2 separate regions of the Homo sapiens genome follow, and region 1 is linked to region 2. The links are chromatin contacts, found by Hi-C or POLR2A ChIA-PET in ENCODE. All regions are on one chromosome and are shown on one strand. The core of a region is the stretch at or near the end of the contact, and the rest is flanking DNA. Distances in the headings are between cores, read along the strand shown. Region 1 overlaps ZBTB7C (zinc finger and BTB domain containing 7C). Region 2 overlaps ZBTB7C (zinc finger and BTB domain containing 7C).

The links. Hi-C counts contacts between places; a loop is a spot of excess contacts on that map. ChIA-PET counts read pairs that join two places held with the same protein, here RNA polymerase II (POLR2A). Pooled maps may share reads with other maps.
Region 1: a map of mammary epithelial cell shows a loop between it and region 2 (2.2-fold over the local background). The contact joins two enhancer-like sites. A Hi-C loop is called at or near these places in 13 of 168 maps with a recorded cell type or tissue (Calu3, PC-3, PC-9 and 6 more) and 8 of 50 pooled maps. POLR2A ChIA-PET finds 5 or more read pairs at or near these places in 3 of 52 experiments (H1, OCI-LY7 and SK-N-SH).

Annotation. Positions count from the first base shown.
Region 1 is chr18:48,214,724-48,220,582 of GRCh38, reverse strand. All of the region lies in intron 2 of ZBTB7C (zinc finger and BTB domain containing 7C), which reads left to right. Among named protein-coding and RNA genes, the nearest start is that of ZBTB7C-AS2, 35 kb to the left of the region's middle. Within about 2 kb of position 3,147, at least 6 of the 41 ENCODE cell types and tissues checked have a DNase peak (open chromatin) inside an H3K27ac peak, as active enhancers do; they include thyroid gland, where a contact is called at or near this core.
Region 2 is chr18:48,045,911-48,051,857 of GRCh38, reverse strand. All of the region lies in intron 3 of ZBTB7C (zinc finger and BTB domain containing 7C), which reads left to right. Among named protein-coding and RNA genes, the nearest start is that of ZBTB7C-AS1, 110 kb to the left of the region's middle. Within about 2 kb of position 1,450, at least 2 of the 41 ENCODE cell types and tissues checked have a DNase peak (open chromatin) inside an H3K27ac peak, as active enhancers do; they include thyroid gland, where a contact is called at or near this core.

The sequences.
Region 1 (5,859 bases), core at 1,898-4,397, 170 kb before region 2:
TGGGCACTTGGCATGTCAGGCCCACGTGTAGGAGAAAATTTGAGCTCCATGGTCTGTGGCCTTGGCAAGTTTGATTCTAAGTTACATCCCTGCCCCCAGCACCATGCCTGACACTTAGGTGCTCAATAAGTATTTGTTCCCTAGAGGCAGCCTTACTCCCCTGGCATCTGTTGGGGAAAGTAAGGCCTGCTTGCTGTTTGAGCCTTAGCCCAGCATCTCTGAGGAGCTCCAAGGCTCCCATCCAAGGTGCCAGCGCTGGCACTGCAGCCCCAATAAAGTGGTGCTTGACTGAGCTGCACTCATTCATCCCCTCTCCATCCTGGGTCTGTGCCTGATTTGAATAGGATCTCAACTGCACTATGGGCCAAACTGGACTGTGAGTGAACTGAACTGTGCTCTGCCTTCAGAGGGAACTGGGGCTGGCACCTTCAAGTTTCTGAGTGTGTGAACTTGGGGCCTGGGATCTCTGGTCCCAGAGCAGATGTTGAGTTCACCAGGCCCCTCAGCAGCAGAGAATGGGTCTGGTGAGCAGGCTAGTGGGCTCTGTGCCACATCTGCGGATGACAGAAGTCTTTGGGACAAATGTTGGCCAACACCCCAGTGTGAGGCCATCTTCTGGGAGGGGCCATAACAGGACACATGGGGGCCTCCTCTTTATCCACTGCCTCAGCTTTGGTCTGGTTCTGTTGCAATTGCCTCCCAACCTGTCTCTCAGCCTCCATCCCTCTCCATCCATCCCACTCTCTGCTCTGACACCAGTTACCCAAATAGGGATCTACCTGACCAACTCAGTCCACTCCTCCAACACTCTGATCCCCTCTGGCCAAGGATGCGAGATGCAGCATGCAAGACTCCTTGCTCAGAGATCTCTCTTCCTCCCTCCTGCCACCTGCCCACCTTGCCACCATGTGACTCTTTTTGCAAATGAAGGCATTACCCCTTGTTGAAATGCAGCCCTCTAAGCCTCTGTGGGTTGTCAATGCCTGAGTGTGGCTTTGTGCATAGAACTCTGCCACCTGCTGCCTAGGCCTGAATCCTTTCCCCGCTATTTACAGGCTGTGTGACCTGGGAAGGCACTTAAGCTGTGTACCTCAGTGTCCCCACCTGGAATGTGGGAATGATATGGTACTTGCCTCATTGGGATACAGTAGGGAGTAAATGAATTAATGTGTGCAGATGCTTAGAACAAGGCCCTGCATGAAGTCAGTTCTCATCAGATGTTAGTGTTGTCATCATTATTGTTATTTTACCCAACTAGCTGAGGCCAGATTTTGCTAGGAGGGAGAGCCCAGGGCAGTGCCTGGGAGGGCAGGGGCCGGCAGCATATGCAGTGTGGGAGGAGGGATTGACACTGCAGCTCGGGAGTGAGTCCGATATACTTCTGCTGCCATGGGCAGGTGGCTCCCCCTCATGCTCTGGCTGCTGCATCTATAAGACAGAGAAAACAGGAGGCTTTACCCAGCATTCCTCAGTCCAGTCCCAGGCCTGAGGGTCAGATGGAACGATAGATGGGAAGGGGCTTGTGATGGGGGCTGCTGTTATTATAAAGTTGGAGAAGGGGCTGGTTGGCAGACAAGCTGTGGTGAACACATACAAATGGGGTGAGGGTCCTGTGTGCAGGGGCTCTAGGGAGAGCCTCCAGGGGGGTCTCTGCCACATGCCTTTTGCTGAGAGCTGCCTGGGAGAGAGGGACCTTCACTCTTGGCCCCGGCATAGCTGTCTTCCAAGTGTAGGCTCTTACTGCCTAGGCAGCCCTGAGGGCTAGTGGTGGATGGAGCTGTAGCAGGGCAGGCCTGTAGGTGGGTAGCCCCACATGCAGAGCGTGGATGTCAGCCATAGTCGGCAGTGGTGCAGAAGGCTTGAGGTGAATGAAAGGGAGGTTCTTAGGCCAAGGAGAGCAGAGTCCAGGATGCAGAGGCTACAACAACCTGTTTGAAGGAAATAAATGGAAAATGTACTTGTGGTTTAAAAATCAACAAACACCACCACAGATCCACTGAAACCAGGCCCCTGCTTTCAAGCATCTTACCAGGCAGGGCCCTGTGTGTGCCATGTAGAGAGAGGGCTGGACCAGGCAAACCCCAAGCTGTCCCATGCGTGTGCACGCCTTTACTGTTTGCACAAGTGTGTATAGAAGGCCTGCCTTTGGCCTCACCCTGTACCAGGTCTTCTGCCCTGGAGAAGTTTTCATTCTAGGAGGGAATACCTGGGGGCAGAGGCAGCACCTCCTGGGAGAGAGCAGGGTGACCAGCCTCTCGAGCCAGCAGAGGCACAGTCACATTCCTTTTGATTCAGCGGCCCTTTGCAGCACCATTGTCTGCAGAGCACTGGTACTATGGGGAATGGGCTGTCACCCTGACTGTGCAGGCCTGGGGTGAGGGTGGCAGGAGACTACCACATGTACCCAAGGCCACAAGGGAAGCTGAACGTGGACGCTGCCAGGTCTAGTGAGCCACCCCGGAACCCTGGTGTTCGGTGTTGACTTTGAACCAGGCACCCTGGACTTGCAGGTGCAGGTAGGGCTCCATGACCTTTTCCATGGTGGTGGTGTGGCAGTCTCCCTGAATAGGGCAGCAGGAGACCCAGTGTCACCTTGGCCTTTGCTGTGGTCTGTCTACTGTGGTACACTGAGTTGGTAGCCGTGTGGCTCATCCCAGGGCTCCCCCTGGGACGGTGATGTTGTGAGCACATTGTTCTCTATTCTAGAAGGACTACCATGAACAGATGCTCTTAGAGGAGCCACAAGCAGACAACCCAGTGTTCCCTGGCCACCCAAGGCCACCACCCTCTAGTCAGGCCAGACAGGGCTGGCTGGGAGGCAGGGGCCTTAAGATATGAGACACGGCCTAGTGATAGGGCCCTGTGAGTTGGGGCAGTGGGGTTAGTGCCGTGATGGATGGGATTACACGGGGAGTGTGGCTCTCTGGGGGCTTTCATCTTCCAGGAAGAAATGGGGCTTTTCAGGTGGATAAGAAGATCTTCACAGAGATCCAGAGGTGAGTGAGGGACAGCAGGCCCCACAGGAGACTGCAAAGACTTCAGGGTGGCTGGCTAGGGGTGTGTAGAGCAGAGGAAGGAGAGGAGAAGGAGGGGGACTCAAAGGCCCTCAGTGGTCAGGTGGTGGCTGGCTTACGTCCAGTTGGCCAACTTCAAAATCCCCTGTGCTTACGCTGCAGGAGAGGCCTCCGCGGGTTTTAAGCCTGGGAGTGACAGGGTCAGATCTGTGTCTTAGTAATGCTTCTGATGGTTGCGTGAGGGCTTCTTGGGGACAGGAAGGACAGGAGGGCTTGAAGGCAGAGAGTTCAGGCCTACCAAAGAACGCTGGGGAGAAATGGTGTTTTCGTTTGCTCAGGCTGCCGTAGCAAATCACACATACTGAGTTGAGTGGGTGAGGTCATAGGAATTGATTGTCTCATGGCTCTGCAGGCCAGGTGTCTGAGATCAAGCTGTCAGCAGGGTTGGTTCCTCCTGAAGCTGTGAGGGGAACCTGCTGCAGGCCTCTGCCAGCTTCTGGAGGGCTGCTGGCAGCCTGTGGCACTCCTTGGCTTCAGCTGCATCACCCAAGCTCTGCCTTCCCATCACACGGCCTTCCTGCGCATGCTGGTGTCCAAACCTCCCCTTTTTATAAGGACACCAGTCAGGCTAGATTAGAGACCTACTCTCATCCGGTATGACCTCATCCTAATTAATTACATCTGCAGTGTTCTTATTGCCAAATAAGGTACTTGAAGGTAGGACCTTACCACATGAATTCGGGGTGGACACAGTTCAACCCACAACAAATGATGAGGGTCTAGTGGCTGTGGGGGCCATAGGATGGAGAGGAGGGATGGATCCACAGGCACTCAGGAGATGGACTGAGCGGGCTCAGGATGCACAGAGTGTGGGCTGACGGAGCGGGGTTTTAGGATGACTGCTGGCTTCTGATGAGAAGTTGTCAGGGGGAGGAAGCAGGAAAGGATTTCTACTTGCCTTGGAAAATTGGCGAGGAGCTTGAGATGTGTCTGGCCCGGAGACCCAGGTTTGGGACTCGTCAGTGTATGCCACCTTCGCCCCCCAGGGAGTGAGCACCCAGAAGCCAGCCATGTAGATCTCTCTTCCCTCAACTCCTAGCAACTGGGTTGCCCTCGCTGCCCATTTTGCCTCGTGATTCTGCAAGGTTATGCAACTGCTTCCAATGTGTCTGCAGCACTCTCTCCACCAGACTGTGAGCCTCAGAGACCAGAGACTGCATTTTCTACCCCCTCAGGCTTCTCTGATGCCCAGCAAGTCCACACAGCTCTTCCTCCTTACTGGTGAGCTGGAGAAAACAAATTTCTCTTCAGCACAATAAAGAACTTGAAAACAAGAAAAGCTGCCCACCATGAAATCAGCTGCCTGCTGTGGTAGTGAGTGCCCCATGGCTGGTATAAACCAAAAATAAAATTCTAAGTCCCCCACTGACTGAATGGACTCCTCCTCTCAGCCAAGGGGATTCCATAGAAACCCGAAAAACTAGTTCAAGCCATGAAGGGAAGAGAGGGTTGGACACGCCTTATTATACTCTCCTCCTTTTGGAATTCAGGCACGACTGACCAGCATTGACAATAAAACAGAGATGTTAAGACTGACAAGACAAACTCTTTTGTACCATTAAGATAACAACCTGACTTTAGTATAGCATCACATGACAGCAGGCCCTGAAGGAAAATCAAAGTACTTTACCCCAAAATATATTTCTTTAGCATATTTTGAATTATGTCAAAAAAGTCTGAAAATATGCCCTGAAAATCTGTCTACTGTGGGGGAAATTTACATTCTGTAGAAAATCCCTTTCCCTTTCCAGGTCTTTTTCTGATCCTGAAGAGAGTAGCTGAGAGACCAGCACCTTTTAAAGGTCTAAATGGGAAACACTTGCCATCTATTGCCTCTAAGGGTGGCCATTTATGAGGCTTCATCTACATAACAAGAACTTTAGTCTTGACAGCCCCTTACCTTAACCCAGACACTCCTTTCTATTGATTCCAGGTTTTAAAATAATAACTTAACTCTTTCAACCAAGTGCCAATCAGAAAATCTTTGAATCCACCAATGGTTTGTAATTCACTGCTTCAAGTTGTCCCACATTTCTGGACTGAACCAATGTATACCTCTCATATATTGATTGATGTCTTATGACTCGCTAAAACACATAAAACCAAGCTGTAACCCAACCACCTTGGCCACATGTTCCCAGGACCTCCTGAGGCTGTGTCATGGGCTGTGTCTTCCCATTTGGCTCAGAATAAATATTTTTGAATATTTCACAGAGTTTGGCTTTTTTGGTCAACACTGGGAGTAAGCCTACCAAGCTGGGGATGCTATGGAGAGGAGTCTACCCCAAGTGGACCGTTGGCTTCTGTGTCTTCTAAGGTTCTGCTAATGTCAAGATTGAATAATGAGGATGACCACGATTCCATGAGCAGGATTATTGGAACTGGTCTTTTTAACCTAGAACCTGGAGGAGATTTATCATTAATCAATGTATTTTATCATTTTATGTTTCACCCACTTCAAAAGAGGACTAGTGACATTGTGAGTTTTATAAACACATATATGCAACAAGATGGCTAAAAATAAGGTTGGAGACCATATGATCCAGCAATCCCACTTCTAGATATAAACCCGAAGGAATTGAAAGCAGAGACTCAAACAGATCCTTGTACACCTATGTTCATAGCAGCATTATTCACAATAGCCAAGAGGTGGAGGCAAACCAGTGTTCACTGATGGATGAGTGGATAAACTTGATATATACATAAAATAGAATATTATTTAGCCTTAAAAAGTAGGGAATTTTGACACATGCTACCACATGTCACAGGGTAAACCCCAAAATTG
Region 2 (5,947 bases), core at 201-2,700:
TGCCGCAGACTTCCATGGCCAACCCGGCCAGGGTGCCAGCCATCTGCGGTGGCACTCCTCTCCATTGGTGTGTCCCGCCAGCTCTTGACCCTGCAGTTGCACCCTAGCAAACTGAAACGAGCCCTCACTTTGTGACTGAGGCCAGGCAGCCCCGTAGGGAACCCACTTTTTCTGTCTTTCTTGCAAGTCCCCTGCATGGTGCATTAGCAAAAGCAATGGCCTCAGGGAAGATGCGAGCGCCCCCACTCTCATCCCATCACTTTGTGACCTTAGCCTCACCTTCACTTTAGTTTCCTCATCTGTCAAATAGGCATAATTCCGCCTGGCCTGCCACCAAAGAGGTCAAAGTGCTTTGAAAGGTAAAAGGCTCCAAGCCACCCCTTGGATGAGGGGATGAGGGCAGTGGTCCTGGCACATCCACTTCAGATTGCCCCAGAGGCCTCAGGCAGCCTCTACATAGACGAAGGGGGTCCTCTAGGTGTGACTGAGCAGCTCTGACACTCATGTACCCTCAGCCTGAATCCCACACCCATTTCTATCCCCAAAGCCCAGGTGTGAGGCTTCCCCTCATTCTTCCTCACCCATCTGCCCATCCCTTGGGCTACGCTCTTCGGTACCCTTCAAGTCCAGCCTAGAGAAGCGCACCCTGGCTTTTGCCCTACTCTAAACCTCTATGGGGATCTTAGACCTTGTTCTGATAAAATCAAACCAATGCTGGTGTAGAGGAGATGGAGAAAGGGTTGAAGAGGTGGCGATGATGTTGGGGCTGGAGGTCAACAGGGGATACAGCCTCATACAGGGGGCAGAGCCTAGGTGACCAGCAGGAGGTTTGGGACCTCTGTCACTTACACAGTTCTGTGACCTTGGGCAAATCAATTCACCAGCAGGAGCTTAGGTTTCTCGTTGGCAAAATAGGCAAAATAATTCCTTATGTACACAGGGATCCTAGGAAAACATGAAGAAAAATGCCTGTGAACAAGCTTTCCTGAAAGTAAAGCTCAACAGGCATGTGGCATTGTTAACCCAGGGGGTTTCAGCAGAGAACCATGAAGCAGAGACTTGAGTGACTGGTTGCAGAAAAAAAACTCAGACCTTAGATGTAGGGGCAGAGAAAATCTGTCTGTGACTGGGATGAGAACCCAGGGGTGCCTGCTTCCTGGGTCTGGCCTCTTCTGGGCCCTTGCTTGTCTTGTCAAGGGGGCTGGACATTGCAGGGAAAGAGGAGGGGGTGCACAATTGTGTGAGGTGGGAAGGGCCTGCATTCCAGCTGTAAGGGAACACCTGGATGGCCATTGCCCTTAGCAGAGGAAGAAAGCTCAGAGCAAATCGCACAGAAACCCTGAGGGGCTGAGTGGGCCAGGCTCAGCTGGGGACTGCGGGCTCTAGGCGTGTCCTGGCAGGGTGGCAGAGCAGGTGGGGCCGGCTTTACCCAGTGTGGGCGCTCTGCCTGGGGTGCTCGTGGCGGGCAGGGCACAGGCTAAAAGTTGAAGTAGCCCTGCCCAGCCTCCCAGCCCACATGTCTGGTTCCAGCCTCTGGGGCAGCCAAGGCCCAGGGGCATTCCAGGGCCAAGGGGTGTGACCACCTTGCTTGGGGAAACTGCCAAGGGCTGGGTGGGTGTGCCCAGCAGAGATCTAGGGCTGGCCAGCTGCTTGGGCCAGGTCTCCCACCCTTTATCCTGCCCTAACCCACCACCCCTTTGTGGATTTCAGTGCCTACAGACCACGAGTAAAGACCTGCTCAAAGAACGCAGGTAGCCGCTGCCCAACCTCATTCCCACATCTGGAGAGGAAATCCACATCCCTTCTCACCCCATGCAGCACACCTCCCACCCCCACCTCAGCCACTAATTCCACCAGGTGGCTGTGAAGCTCCAGGCCTGGGCATGGGAGGAGGTGGAGGCTGGAGACTGGGTGGGGACAGCTTCCGGGATAGTGGGAGTCGGCTGGCTGGGGCCAGCTTGCCCTGGGGATTTGGCAGATGGAACCACCATCCTGAGCCCAGATTTGCTGAGCTGAGCAGGATTCAGGGAGGCACCAGACTTGTGGATCATAGCAATAGAATTGCACCAACAGTTCTATTCTTGAAGGGCAGGAAAGCAATGGGACTCAAGCAGAAATCCAGTTCCCACCCTGCTGTTTTCTAGCTGCGTGACTTGGAGCAGGTCACTTAGCCTCTCTGATTACCATAACAGGGATCATAATACCAGCAGAAGAATGAAATGAATTAATATAAGCACCTTATGAATGATAGGGCTCTGTTCAAATGTCAGGTATCCCACGGCAGAGGGCTGGGGCCATCCCACTGCCTTTTGTGATTTCAAAGCTATCCCCTTTGTTTATTTGAACCAATCTCATTCATACAGTGTCTACCATGTTCCTACTTGCTGGCATCCTGGGAGTAATGCAGAAATACAAGAAATAGACCCTGCCTTGAAGCAGGTGATCTCACTGGGGGAATGGGACTTCCAAATAACCCAAGTGTGCCTGGAACCTCAGGCTGACTCATTCCACTCACATACCACTCGGCGAGATCCATGCAATTACTTCCCCATTTCCTAGATAAGGAAACTGAGGCAGCAGAAGTATATAATTTGCCTACACCAGCACTTCATGTTCCTAGTAAAACTAAGACTAGAACACGAGTCCTTTACTAGCCAGGCAGGCTTGCACCTAGTTGGGGGCACTGTGGTCTAACAGAGGGGACACAGGCTTGGGCATTAACCTATTTATGCAAGAGGTTGAGAATCTTTTTGTGAAAAATCAGACTTTGGCGATGACCTTGAGCAGTAGGCTATAAATAACTCCCACAAGCTTAGTGTTCCAATAATGGAACACTAGGCATAAATGGGTTAAAACATCCTAGTTCTAATTCTAGCTCTGACACTGATTTGCCATGTGGCCTGGGGCATGGGCTTCGTTCTGTGCCTAATTTTCTCATCTGTAAAATGGACGTAAAATTTGTACCAGCCTTGCCAAGCTCTTTGGGTTAGAAGTACCTGAGACAAGGAGGTATGAAAAAACCTTAGAAGATGGTGATGCTCCGAACAGATGCCAGGGGAGAGCCCTGGGAGCCTGTAAGGACCCTTCTCAGGGAGTGTCTTCAATAGCGTAGATCTCTGCAAAACTGTGCAGAAGGCAAATTGGTTTCTGTTATGGCCCCATCCCTGCAAAAACACCCATAAGATGTCTGCATCCTTCCTGGACTTCACAATTGCTAGCATTGGTTGAGCACTGACTACATATCAGGAGGCAATTTGTGTGCATTACCTCATTTGATCCTCATGGCAACTCATCCTCATTGTACAGATGAGGAAACCCAGCTCAAGGAGGGTAATTACCAAGTCCCACAGGTCATGGGGTGGTGAAGCGAAGATGTCAGCCCAGGCTATCTGAGAGCGGGGACCTCACCCTCAACCTCCTCAGTCAACTCCAGGCACAGTGTCAGCACCAGCTGAGGACAATTTGTTTGATCCCACTTGGGGAATCCAGGTTAAGCCTATTTTCAGAAGGGATTTAAAGCTCTCCAGATCCATTCCGGATTCAAATGATGTAGAGCATGTTCTTCCTGCCCCCTCTGCCCAACAAAATGCTTTCTACTCTTCACAGCTCAGACAAGGCCCCTGTTCCTAGAAGCCTTCCCTGACCCCCAGCCCACAGGGATCGGTACCTTTCTGCCCATACCACTCATTTGCACTCCATACTCCTTAGTCACCTGGCAAGCTTGGGTCTCAGCCCCCTCTGCTCATCTTTCCAGGCTGGCTCTGATTAAACCCCTAGACTAAGAGTCAGCCTCCCAGGGGAAGGGTCCAAATCCCCCTGCCCTTGAATTGGACTTCCCAGGGGGCAGCATGGTGAAGGGGAACAAATATGAGCTTTGGCATCAAACGCAGCTGGGTTCAAATCCTGGCTCAGACATTGGCTGGCTGGGTGGCAATGGGCAAGCTACCTGCCCTCTCCATACCTGTTTTATTATCTGTAAATTGGAGGTGCTGATAAAAATCTATATCTTTCAGAGTTGTGTTGCTTGAGAAAGGATTAGAGGTGTGATGACTGACGTGACAAGTGGCATTCAATAAATGGTAGCTATTATTGCAAAAGCTCACTAGCTTGCTGGCCCCTTGGTAGGGAGAGAGGGGAGCACAGTCTCTCTCTGAGAGGACAGATGCTCTCATTTTACAGTTGAACAAACTGAGGCCCAGAGAGGGAAGTGCCATTTTTTCAGACAGGGTTGCTTGGACTTACCCGGGTTCTAGAACCTTCCACTGAAGGCAGAGGCCCAGGGGATGTCCTCTGGAATAGTGGCCACATCTAAGAAGGTTTCAACCCGCCTGCATTCTTCTTTAACCTCTTTCTTCCATTTCTGAGCTCCTCATCTCCTCTTCCCATCTTTCTCCTTTATTTTCATCTCTATTTTTTTTCTAGCTCCTTCCTACCAAAGGTTCATACTTCACATCAAGCCTCTTCTAGCTGTTGAGTGTTTTGTTTTGTTTCTCATGTGTGTCTGTGTGTGTGTGTGTGTGGAATTTTTTTCCTTGTGCATGTTATTCTTGGAGACAGAACTGCCTTAGCTTAGAAGATGGGAGGCAAAGGGATGGAAGGCATGGGGGCAGGAGCATGACATCCCCTTTGGGACACTGCTGTCTACTGGCCCACCAGGGCATGGGAATCTTAGGGTCACCAGGGAAGCTCCCAGCATGCAGGGTGGGGACACTTCTTCCCAAAAAGACAATGAAACAGCAAGTGGCAGCCCTCACCTCCTGACCGCAGCTCACCCCTCCCAATCCCTGCCACTGAGGTTAGTCTCCTGCCTGGAAAAACAGCCTTGAGCTACCATGGTTACATCTGTTTCTCCAGGAATGGAACAAAGGCCACAAACCAAGGCGCAGTGAGAAGTCACTGCTGGGAAAACCAGCCTTCAAGTCCAGGGTCACAGGGTGGGTTCTGTCCCCATCGTCAGATCCACTTTGCGCTTCTGGCTCCTCATGGTCATGATGTTATCAGATTTCTCGTAACCATCCTATCACATGATGAGACAGAAGTCCAGAGAAGTGGAAGGGCCTCCCAAAGTCACACAGCTGTGGTTTCCTGATTGTGAGTCGCAAGTAGACATTGCTCTCAAAGCACAGAAGATCCACACTTAGCACAGGACAACCACACGCCATTTCTCAGAGTGCTCGGATGGTTATCACAGTGGGACGCTGATCACCAACACGTGGACTAACGGGTTCCAGCTCTTCTATTTTAAAAGGCAGAGTAAAGTTTAAGGAATGGTGGGAATTTTCCCTGAAAAGCATTTTAAAACATTTTCATCTCTAAAGGAATAAGCCCTTAGCAAGCAAGAAAACTTGGCTCTCCATAGAGAACTAATTTCCTGGGGTTTTACTGACTTTGGCTTTTTACTTAACAGTGGAAGGGTCGTTTCATTTACACACAGTCTTTTCAGATGGGAAGACCCCTTTGAGGGTCAGGACCCTGCTACCTACAGGGTGGCTTTGTGAGAATTAGAAAAAGGTGTCACTTCCTCAATACATTTGCTTCCATCTATCAAAACATTGTTGTAATACACGGATTTTGTTAAGGTGAGACATTTAACTGCCATCTGCCAGAAAATTATGATAAATATCACAAATCTATAGTGTCTGTGAAATGATGTCACTGGATTATTATCTATTACTGCATAACAACACAAAAATGTAGTGGCTTAAAGTGAGAATAAACATTTATTGCCTCATAGTTTCTGTGGATCAGGAATTTAGGAGATGCTCAACTGAGCAGTCCTGGTTCAGTGTCTTTCATGAGGTTGCAATCAAGATGTCAGCCAGGGCTGCTGTCGTCGGGAGTCCTGACTGGGGCTGGAGGATCCACTCTCAAGGTGGCTCACCCATTCAACTAGCAAGTTGGCATTGGCTGTTGGCAGAAGGCCTCAATCCTCTGCCATGGGGACCTC